Linked DNA regions of Homo sapiens: region 1 is linked to region 2. The links are chromatin contacts, found by Hi-C or POLR2A ChIA-PET in ENCODE. All regions are on one chromosome and are shown on one strand. Each heading gives the region's core, a stretch centred on a gene start or an enhancer-like site at or near the end of the contact. The rest is flanking DNA. Distances are from core to core; before and after follow the strand shown.

Region 1 (5,213 bases), core at 1,408-3,907, 54 kb after region 2:
TGGCTGAAGTGGTTTGAAACTGGATTTTAATTACCTTTAGACTGAAATGTTGACTCAGTACTGGGAGTAATTGAGCTTTGAGGTGATTTGCTCAACAGCTGCAGTAGTAAGGATGATGAAATCATAAACGATATTTACTACTACTGTGTTCCAGGCAGCATGCTAAGTAGTTATCTATTCGTTTCAGGTGGGTGCTGTCACTGTTCCATTATACAGACATGCATACAGGGCTCACAGGAAGTGCTCGACTGTCTTCAGTTGGCAGGGTCACGCCCCGCCTCTTGGCTCCAGCCTGCTTCTTTTTCCATCATCGCAATTTCCTCTCTAAACTGAGAACTCCTAGGGCCAAAATTACCAAGAGCAAAGTGGCATTGCTAAAAACAAACCACCAGTTTCATGCATGTTTCTGGCTTCCGAGTGTATCCTCTGATTCGAGTAGAAGTGGAAGTGGGACTTGGGTAGAAAAGCAGAGGCTGTTTTGAGGCAAGTTAGAAAGGCCAGACTTCAAAGGGATGAAGGCTGTTTATCTGGACTCTTTAGGGTGAGCAGAGAAATGCGGACTCTGCAAAGCAGGAAGGCCAACCTCAGCTGGAGGGATGCTGGCCACGAGCCTTGCACGAAGGAACGCTCAGCTCCACCTGCATGCAGCTCTCACCTGCAGACACTGCCCTCCACAGCTTGGACAGCTGGGGACACTCAGGCTCCAGAACAGAGTCTAGAGGTGGGGCTTCCCTTCCCTGCTCAGCCAGAACTCTCCATTTGTCCGTCTCCCCTTTGAGGCCTCTGCTTGGAATTCAGGGCACCCACATCTCTAGCAAACTATATGGCATGATCTCCCAAAGGATAAGGTTTTTAAAATGTGAGGAGGAGGCTCAGAATCCCTCAAAATTCTCTATTTCCCTCCAGGTTGCCTTAGGTGGGAGATTAATCTCCAGGAACAAGACCCCAGTAAATAACATGAGGTGGTGGGATTCAGCTTTGCACCCAGCATCAACACTCTTACATCCCCAACAGCACAGAAGATCACATTTTCTTAAAAGTTATACAACCACACACTTGAAGGAAGGAAGCTTGGAACGTGCCACCTGCATGGCTGGTGTGTGCTGAGATGGAATTCTGACTGAAGCTGCAAAGCCTGGGGCCGGTCTGGCTTCTTGCTGGCCTGCCTGGCATCAGGACTTCTGCTTGGCTGGAGGTGGTCACAGGCAGGGCAGGGAAGATGGGCTCAGAAGCTTGGGAACCACGTGGTCACATGTGCCCGCTGGAGGTTTGGAACATTCCTCTGCAGTGAAGAAGACACTCGTGGCTCTCAGCAGTCTCTCTGCTCTCTCTCTAGGCCAGCAGTTAGAAGGTCTTAGTATGGTGGGGACATTGCTTTGAGTTCATCACAGCACTCATCCAAGTTCTCCCTGGTCCTCTGTGGGGGACACATGCTGACGAGGCTACTCAGACTCCTGTTCCCAAAGCTGCCCAACCCGGCCCCCTCATCAGTCCCCGGCGGACAGGCCTCTGCGGATTTTACCAGCAGTGAGCACCTGCCCATAGCTGGCCCATTCCTCGTCTCTTTCCTGGGAACTCGGTACTGAAATTCAGATGCAGAGAGGTCATGTCTGCTCGTGGTTGACGGATCCCAAAGAAGGCTACACTCCCTTATATGTAATTCAGAAATTCAAAAAGCTCTGAAAACTCTAAGTGTTCTCTTCCATTTGTGGCAAACACATTTGGCAGCAAAACCAGCCTGGACTGATGTGAGCTCTAGGTAGTGTCAGTATCCCCCTTAATGAGGTCACCTGGTGGACAGACCCACGTGACTGACTATGGGGTGCTCTCCTGGAGCCCACTAGCAATACAAATATTTGGTTGATGCACTGTCATTACCTTTTGAACACATAAAATGCTCTGAAGCTTGAACTGTATGTGGCCCAAAAGGATCTGGGTAAAGGATGTGGATTTACATAAGAGGTGCCGTGGGCTACCCTACCAGCTTCCACACGGACAAGTTCTGAGAAAGCCAGTCTGCAGTGGGTGCACGGGGTTGTGACTACCAAATGCAAGCTTCGGAGACCACAGAGCTAAGGTCCTGACATCTTCAGCTTTGCAACAGCTTCCCTCCTTTTCATTAAGCGGCCCCAGCTGGCTTGGCGGAGCTGTCGTCAGAGAGTCCTAACCATCACGCCCCTCATCCCCACGGAGGCTCAGACCTGGGGGGTTCTGCCGTGCCAGGCAGGAGGCGCTGGGAACGCACAGCCACGTCCAGACGCAGCCTTTGCCAAGCTCTCCGACACTTCAGTGGGCCCATGGCCTGCTGGCCTGGGCAAGGAGGACTGAACTCTTGAAGGTTTCCACTTCAATGAGATTCCATGAGAAAAGCAGAAATGGGGTGGGTTTGGCAGTGGGCCATCTCAATGGGTTTCTGTCTAAAGGCTTTTCCATTTAGAAATATTTTCTAAGGAGGATCTTTGTCTTCTTTTGGAGGTGGGATGGATTTGTGGTCCTGAATCCTCCCTTGGAAAATCTACCTCTGCAAGAATTCTTTCTTCTTTTTTTTTTTTTTTTTAAAAAAAGGAAGAGGAAAAAAAAGAACAAAAATACAGCTTCCCTTCTTTTGAACTGTGCGTCACTCGCCAAAGAATTCCGCAGCGATAGCACTGCTATGAATAGGGCAGTCATAATGGGCTTCAGAAGAGCCCGGAGCCCAACCACAGGAAACGTTCCTATCACGGCTCAGCTAGAACTGTGCCTCTTATAAATGGAGTTTTCAGAGGAACACTTATAATCCGTATTCCCCTCCTGCCTTCTAAATTGGCCATCTATTATTTTGTTTTTACCCTTGATGAAGTGCTCCTTTTAAAAATGCTGGCTTCTGTTGGTATTTGAGAGAAATGAAACTGCAGATGCAAGAAGTCAGGGCGATTCTACCCCAGAGCAGGACGTGTCGAGCTACCTGTGCAAAGCCCCGAGCGTGGGGTCTCTCCTTCAAACGCGAGATACTTACTGCCTGGTAGCTGTCCTCATCAAACAGGGCTGCTCTTTTCAGATCAAAGGCGGTGGCACTCTAGTGACAATAACTTAGGACTTAGGCAGAGAGAAACAGAAAGGAAGTGGGTGAAAGGTCACATTCCCAATCCAAGTGGCCCCCCAGAGAGCCACACCGCAAGGCTTCCTGGGTGGAGGATCTGGGCAGACTCAAGTCCCAACCACTGTGGTGATAAGGCAACGAAACAGTCCAGCCATCCAAAAGCGGTCAGAAGGAAAACAGAAGTTTAATCTGGACTTGGAGAAATCTGTGGAAACACAGACATTTCAGTGGGATTTCTGTGCTGAATAAATAAGACGGGAGCATTGAAAACTGAAGCAGGCAACCAAGGAAAGAACAACTTGGGGCACAAAGTTGAGTTGAAATTTGAAGAGCGTGAGTCTGTCCCAGACCTGACCTCTTCTTGCTCCTGCAAAGTGGGAGTGGGCAGTAAAGAGGTCTAAAAGTATCTTTATCTGGCATGCCGGGGAAAGCTGAAGGTTCGGATTCAAGGCTGCTTCTCATGAGAACCAAATGGCAGCTCTCTCGCTTCCAATTAGGGGTCTGCGTGTGCCTGACACAGCGGGAAGCCTCCTGCCACCTCCTGCATCCGACTCACAGCCAGGCGGAGGGAGGCAAAGGCCGGTGTGCAACTGCACGGCTCCAGCCGCACACGTTCCTTCTAGGAGGGCAGGTCTCCCCTCTCCCTCAACTGCAGGGAAAATTCAGGGTGCAAAGGCCGTGTTTCTCTTGAATTCTGCTGGCGAGCTGATGGCGCAGCTACATTACACGGTCCCCAAAGGTGGTGTTCTTTTTAAAAAAGGACAATGATGGGGCTCCCCAATACTTTCAAATGAGTCCTCATCTGAGTGGGCTGGTGTTATCTGCTACAATTTAGAGCATCACATGTTGCTCTACGAGTCAGCTCAAAGAGGATGGGTCAGGCTGTTAGACTAAAAGCTGCAGATCTGAGGCTGCTATTCCAGAGATGCCCGGGCCCACCTTCACACAGCTACGCACACCTGAACTTGCGACAGCAGAAGGCCAAATGCAGATTTCAAAGGCTCTTCCCATCACAGGGAAGAAACATAAGACCTGGCATCAGAACTTCATTCTTCTGCAAAACACTTTTGAGGCTGTCTAAAAATCAGGCCCAGTTTCCTGAGTTCTTCTTCAAGCTCCCTCACTCCACACCCATGAAGTCATGCGGTCTGTCTTCTTCAAGTGTTGGCAGCCAGGCAATAGCTGCTTATTTTCTGTGAGTCAACTGCTCTGGAAGTGAGGTCAGCTCCCGCCCTGGCCTCTTGTCAGCTGCAGGTGCTTAGAGGTGTCCTGTAACCTTATTCCCTCTCATCTTCTGCACAGCTTGTTTTGCGTATTAAATGAGACGATGTATGTAGAGCTAACTTGTGTCTTGTACATGACATACCGATAAACGGGTTCATATGTCATCATTATAGCACAAAGTCTTGTTTCCTAAAGAAGAACAGTTTTAGGTAAAAAAAAAAAAAAAAAAAAAAAAAACCCAACAACCCTGAAGCGGGTCCTGGGGTGTCCTCATCTATTAAGGACATTAATTAAGCAGACATTACAAATGTATACATGACACACCACCTAGAACTTCATCAGCTACTGGAAATGCTTGCAGTGGCCCGATGGGGCAGAGCCTCTTGATTCAGGAGAAAGCTCTTGGAAAGAAAATGGGACCTGTGCTTATTATCATCTTTCCTAAGTTGCAAACTATTCTCAAAATGTTCCCCAACATCCTAGCCAAGGATTAAGAGCCAATTCAAAATAAACCAAGAGAAGCAATACAGGGATCATCCACATTGGAAAGCCAGAGAGCAGCCGCACCAGCACACTGGGATGCCCCTGTAAAGCTCCTTGGTCTCCTCAGCTCGTCCTGGGTCCCTCCACACATGGCGCCAGGGGCAGGATGCCAGCACAGCCTCCTCGCTACAAATGGGGTTGCAGGATGCACCTGGCCTGCTGCCTGCTTCAACAGCTGCAGTTGGAACATCTCAGAGAGCTGGGTCATTCAAGGTCAACCCCACAACTTACAAAGTTGGGCCGCAGCTGAGCTGGGCAGAGGACTGGAGTGTCTTGCTGGGTTGGTTTGGGAAAGGGATGCCCCCCGGCTTCCCTAGGTGGTTTTTATATTCTTAGGGGAGGACAGGAGGCTGCCATGCAAGGACAT
Region 2 (5,057 bases), core at 1,977-4,476:
TGCCAGTGACAGACTCCAACACGGGCTGCCCTGAGCTGGGGCCCCAGGCTCGTCCCTGGTTTGTTGCTTCTGTGAACACCCACTGTGCCCATGACACGGCATCTGTTTCTCCCTTTAAGCAATGGTACCCAGGGTTTCTCCTGGGAACATGTTTTCCCTCCCGTCACGTGGGATTGAACCCCACAGTTCCAGGCACAGGCCCATCACCCAACCCCAAACAGGGGGACTTTTGTTCACCTTAGGAAAAGGCAGCTTTCTTCCCACAGGGTTTCCCAGAGACTGGATGTGAGCCTGGATCTACCAGCCCACAGGAAGATGTCCACAGAGAGGACAGGCAGGAGTGCCAGTGCGGAGAGAAACCGTTTCTCCTGTGACATCATTTTAAGCCCCTGGATCCAGCAGTGCCTGAAGCTGGTGCTCAGCAACTGAGAGCTGGGTTTGGCATTCACACATGCTTTTTGGAGGTTGGGTTAAAAAAAAGCTAATCACGATGAGGGCAGAACAGGCGAGGAAAGAAAATTACTATTACAGCTTCCTATAAATAGGCCCCAGATGTTTACCACCCAGCTGAGTACCCCTGAGAGGCAGAAGGCCTGGCACACTCCACCCCTGCCTCAAACTCCCTCCAGGGCCTCTGCCCATATCCCAGCACTAACACCTCTATCCCAGCTCTAACCCTCCTATCCCGGCTCTAACACCCCTATCCCAGCTCCAACACCCCTATTCCGGCTCCAACACTCCTATCCCAGCTCTGACCCTCCTATCCCGGCTCTGACACCCCTATCCCGGCTCTAACCCTCCTATCCCGGCTCTAACACCCCTATCCCGGCTCTAACACCCCTATCCCGGCTCTAACACCCCTATCCCGGCTCTAACCCTCCTATCCCAGCTCTAACACTCCTGAGGAGGTGACTCTTTCTCCACTGGCCTTGTTTATGTATTCCTCGGGCCCTTTTTTTAAAGATGTTTTAAAGTGACTCTGAATGACAACCTACAAACTACCCCACTTCCATGCCAAAAGTAAAACATCTGGGAAGTCAAGAGTGAAAAGGCCCAAAAAAGGGCAGGAGGGCACACCTGGAGACGGTTATAAGACCATCCTCAGAAACGCTGCACAGAGGTGGCGGCTGGCCTGGGGAAGCCCTGCTTCTGCCATCGGAGGCCCGACACTGGGCGGCAGCAGCAGCAGCAACTACAGCACGAGGTGGAGATAGAGCCACTAGGGCCCTGGAGCCTGCCATCCTCTGATCACCGGAGCGGGGTCTTGCTTGTCTGTAGCGGAATGGGTGGGAGAGGTGTCAGGAAGAGGGCTACTGGAGGCCACGGAGGAGTCACTGGGTATGGTCAAGGAATTGTGGGATAGGAAAGCGAAAGAGGCTGCGGCTGACGGACAAACCCAGGCAAGCTCAACTGCTGATGGGAAGGAACATACTGGACAACAGAGTGCTAGCGGCAGCCGGTTCTCTGGGGAAAATAGCCTAGAGTCATGGCGTATTTGCTTCCCAAAGTGTAAATACCCTCACCATGACAGATTTTGCTATCCACCTGGCATCAGTGAACAAGGAGTGGGGAAGAGATGCCTCTAATTGGCTCTCACAAGCCACACACAGCTGTGGGGGCACTCCAACGAATTCTGAAGATGCTTGTCTTTGCTTTGGAGGTCCTGGTCTGGAGCCGATGAGTTGGAGAACTCCTGCACAATCACAACTTGTTTGAGGCCAGGCGTGGGTTTGGGGTCAGCTCTCACAGCCCCAGAAAGAATACACTTGGCATGCCCACGCACTGCCTGTGGCCATCGCCGCAGTGGCTGCAAGTTCTGGCGCACTGCAAATGCAGCTTTCCAGCTCAGAGCCTGCACGCCTCTCCTCGGGACAGCGTGCTCCTAGCCACGCATTTGTGTATCTCCCGGGGAGAGGAAAACACAGGCAGAGTTATTAGCAGGAGGTCAGCAGAGCCAGGAGGCATAGGGGTTACTTCCAACCTTTTCACTTTGGTGTCACTTAGCAAGATTCCAAATTTGCAATTTGCCGTGGTCCATCTGAAAAATCATAACTTCCTGCTAAAATCAGAAGTTCGCGCCTGACATCCCTCAAAAGAGATGTCAGCCTCAGAGATTCCTTTGGGACGTCAAGATCATTTTTAACAGTGAATAAATAGGTTCATTGTGGAGTCCCAAGAACAATGACTTCATGGGGCCATGTCAAATCCAGAGAGACAATGCAGGTCACCTCCTGGCCCCTTCTGTGGCAGCTTGGGTTGCTCTCCTGCCTTGCGTTAGCTGCAGAGTGGGGTCTGCAAAGGCCTATGAGGCCCATGAGGCTGCAGCTCCAGGCACCTCTGGAGGAGTCCTTTCCACAGCCCTATGCATAATGTATTTTTTTTCCTGAAAGACAACCTTCCAAATTAAATACATTTTGGGCTCTACAAGTTCCTGTCCCCTCAAACCTTGGGCATCAGTGAGTATCTCCAAGCCCCCTTTGTCTCTAAGTATTTTGAGATTAATTAGTGTGCACTTGAAATCAGGATATTGTTGGACCCAGAAAGCACTCCATGGGGCAATTAAAATGATTACGAATGCTTTGATTTTATGGGCAATTAACAGAGTGAAGAACAGGGGACTCCCCCAGTGATTTGATTTTATCTGTGAATTCTGAAGCTCTGGTTTGCTGGGGAGATTTTCCCTTGCTCATTTCGCCTGGGCCAGAGATTGGAAGTCTTAAATCACTACCCAAAACATAACTATGCTCACTTTTGTGGGTTTTGCTCAGAAGCTCTCAACAGTTAGACTTCTGTGGGGCACCACACGGGTGGGTACACTTTCCTTTGCCACCAGGGCAGAACAAAACCTTTGCAATGAGCTGGAGTGTGAGGTTACATGCAGAACGTCCATTTCGGTCTCTGGCCCTTCTTCCTCTCTGTGGACACTTACACACCATCCTGGTCTTCCAGGCACTGTGGGAAAGACCATGAGCCATTCCAGGGAGCGAGGTGGGGGCATTCCTGAGGGAAGGGCACTGCTCCTTTTCAGAGCTGGCTGGAGGCAGATGCGAGCTCTGACCCTGTCCACATGCCCCTCTCTGGCATGGAGCTGCACAGAAGCCCGAGTGGGGTTCTTTTAGTCTCTCTCCGTCCTAGCTTCACTGGAAGACCTGACCCACAGTCAACCTACTTCTAAACCTGGCAGCAAGTCAGCTCCTTTTATTTCCACTCGGAGTTCTGCCAGCTCTGTTCTTAGCTATGGATACAAACTGCCCAGGCATTTCCTGTTCCAGGTGGTTTTGAGCAGAAAGCCAGCCAGCGTGGGCTGAAGGTAGGTGGGGTGAAATTCTTCAGGAATTGCTCCCAGCAAATGTGAGAGTAATTCAAAGTAATTCAAAGTTACACTGGGTTGACTTCCAAAGCACCCAGCCCCGAGTGGAGACAAGGCCTTTTTGAACTAACTTTAGAAACATAATGAGTGTGGACCACCTTCAGGCTTGCCCGAATCCATCAGCCAGGCCCTGGAGTCCTGGGATTATGCCTTCTGGGTAAGATAAGGCAGGAAGCCGGCTCCAACCTCCCACGGAGGCCCACTGCTTCTGGAGAGCTGAGCAGTCACCCCAAGACGTTAAACCAATCTCCGTGGGATGCAGGTTTGTTCCGAAGTGCATACAACGTAGTGGCAACAACAGGCAGGTTTAACTTGTGTTCTCCAATGAAAAGTCTCCATCCGGCAGTCTCTGGCCATGATTGGACAGAGTAATTCTGAGAGGCTCCATGAACGGCAGCGAAATCAGAGGAGGTGGAGACCCTGGATGAGACACCAAGCCCCCTGAAGCTTCAGCTTGCCCCTCTAAGAAGGAAGCAGAGCAAGACCTTGCAGCCCATTTAGGGAGATTAGGGATCGGCTCTCCAAGGCACAGCCGAGCTCCGTGACTGGGAGCCACTATCGCGGATGCTATTGTTCTTTTTTTGTATACATGGCCCTCAGGCTTCAGGAGCTGAGGGACGATCACAAGAGCTGGTTCTCCTGGGTGGCACCTGCTAGTTAGCACCTGTTGGCCTTAAAGTGAATGTGAGTGAAAGGTCCATTTGTGCCACAGGAATGGGAAGTTGAGGAGTGATCCAAAGGATTCTAACATCCTCTGTCATTCTAAAATTACCATGCAAAAGTGGAGATTAGGAAGACACTCCTATCGCCAGACACTCAGGGCTGAGCCAGGCGGAGCAGCCATGCTGGGAAATCTCAGAAGCCGGGGTCGGAAGCCAAGGGACTTACTCGCAGGGACACCTTCTGGGCTTGATGGAAGAACCACTACTTCGACCTCCAAACTGAGTACCTCTTGGAATACCCAGACTGCGAATTTTGAATTAGGATGAAAGGTAACATCAGCATCCCACGGAGGGCCTCCAGTACATTCAAATGCATGGGTTGGGAAGGGGAAGGGTAACTTTTTGGCATGATACCAGCTGGTGGGGCTTCCAATGCAAATGCTGGTGAGGTTGACCCAATGTCCTTTGATGGGCAGGAGAGGGAGTGGGCTCTTTGCGAATTTAGTAAAAAGAGGCTGTCACTTTGAAGCTGCCAAAAGCAGCAAGAGGCCTTGTTTTAGAATGCATTTTTAAGTGTTGTTCTATTTGCAGAGTGACAGCTGGGACAGCTGAGGAGGAGAGTGCCAGGCGAGGCAGGGACACTGTCCATGCAGGGGAGGTGAAAAACCATGGGGCTGATGAAAATGCACATGGATGTCAACTCCAGGGATGTCAAGGTCTTACCCTGGCAGCAGAAGCACGAGCGGCCGTCACAGCCTCAAGGAGGCAGGGTGGATGGCAGGTGACCAAGCTAGGAGGAGGTGGCAGGGCAGCTTGGGACAGGGGGGGATCCACAGAGTGTGGTGCCAGTGATACCCCACGTGGGTGCTTGGAAATGGGCATGCCTGCCTTCCCCAAGGCAGGTGTGCGAGGAGCATCTTAGCGTCAAAGCATTTCCTAACTCTTCAACAGGACTGTGGTCTTCATTGTAAACTTGCCTATTAGAGATTTGTTTTGTGTCTGTCTCATTAGACTTTGAGTCTCTC

The links. Hi-C counts contacts between places; a loop is a spot of excess contacts on that map. ChIA-PET counts read pairs that join two places held with the same protein, here RNA polymerase II (POLR2A). Pooled maps may share reads with other maps.
Region 1: a map of Right ventricle myocardium inferior shows a loop between it and region 2 (3-fold over the local background). The contact joins two enhancer-like sites. A Hi-C loop is called at or near these places in 6 of 168 maps with a recorded cell type or tissue (CD4-positive, alpha-beta T cell, Right ventricle myocardium inferior, aorta and 2 more) and 3 of 50 pooled maps. POLR2A ChIA-PET finds 5 or more read pairs at or near these places in 4 of 52 experiments (AG04450, MCF 10A, PC-9 and 1 more).

The regions. Positions count from the first base shown.
Region 1 is chr15:100,111,619-100,116,831 of GRCh38, forward strand. All of the region lies in intron 13 of ADAMTS17 (ADAM metallopeptidase with thrombospondin type 1 motif 17), which reads right to left. Among named protein-coding and RNA genes, the nearest start is that of ADAMTS17, 230 kb to the right of the region's middle. RefSeq lists an enhancer at 1-542. Within about 2 kb of position 2,658, at least 18 of the 41 ENCODE cell types and tissues checked have a DNase peak (open chromatin) inside an H3K27ac peak, as active enhancers do.
Region 2 is chr15:100,057,490-100,062,546 of GRCh38, forward strand. All of the region lies in intron 15 of ADAMTS17 (ADAM metallopeptidase with thrombospondin type 1 motif 17), which reads right to left. Among named protein-coding and RNA genes, the nearest start is that of ADAMTS17, 280 kb to the right of the region's middle. Within about 2 kb of position 3,227, at least 2 of the 41 ENCODE cell types and tissues checked have a DNase peak (open chromatin) inside an H3K27ac peak, as active enhancers do.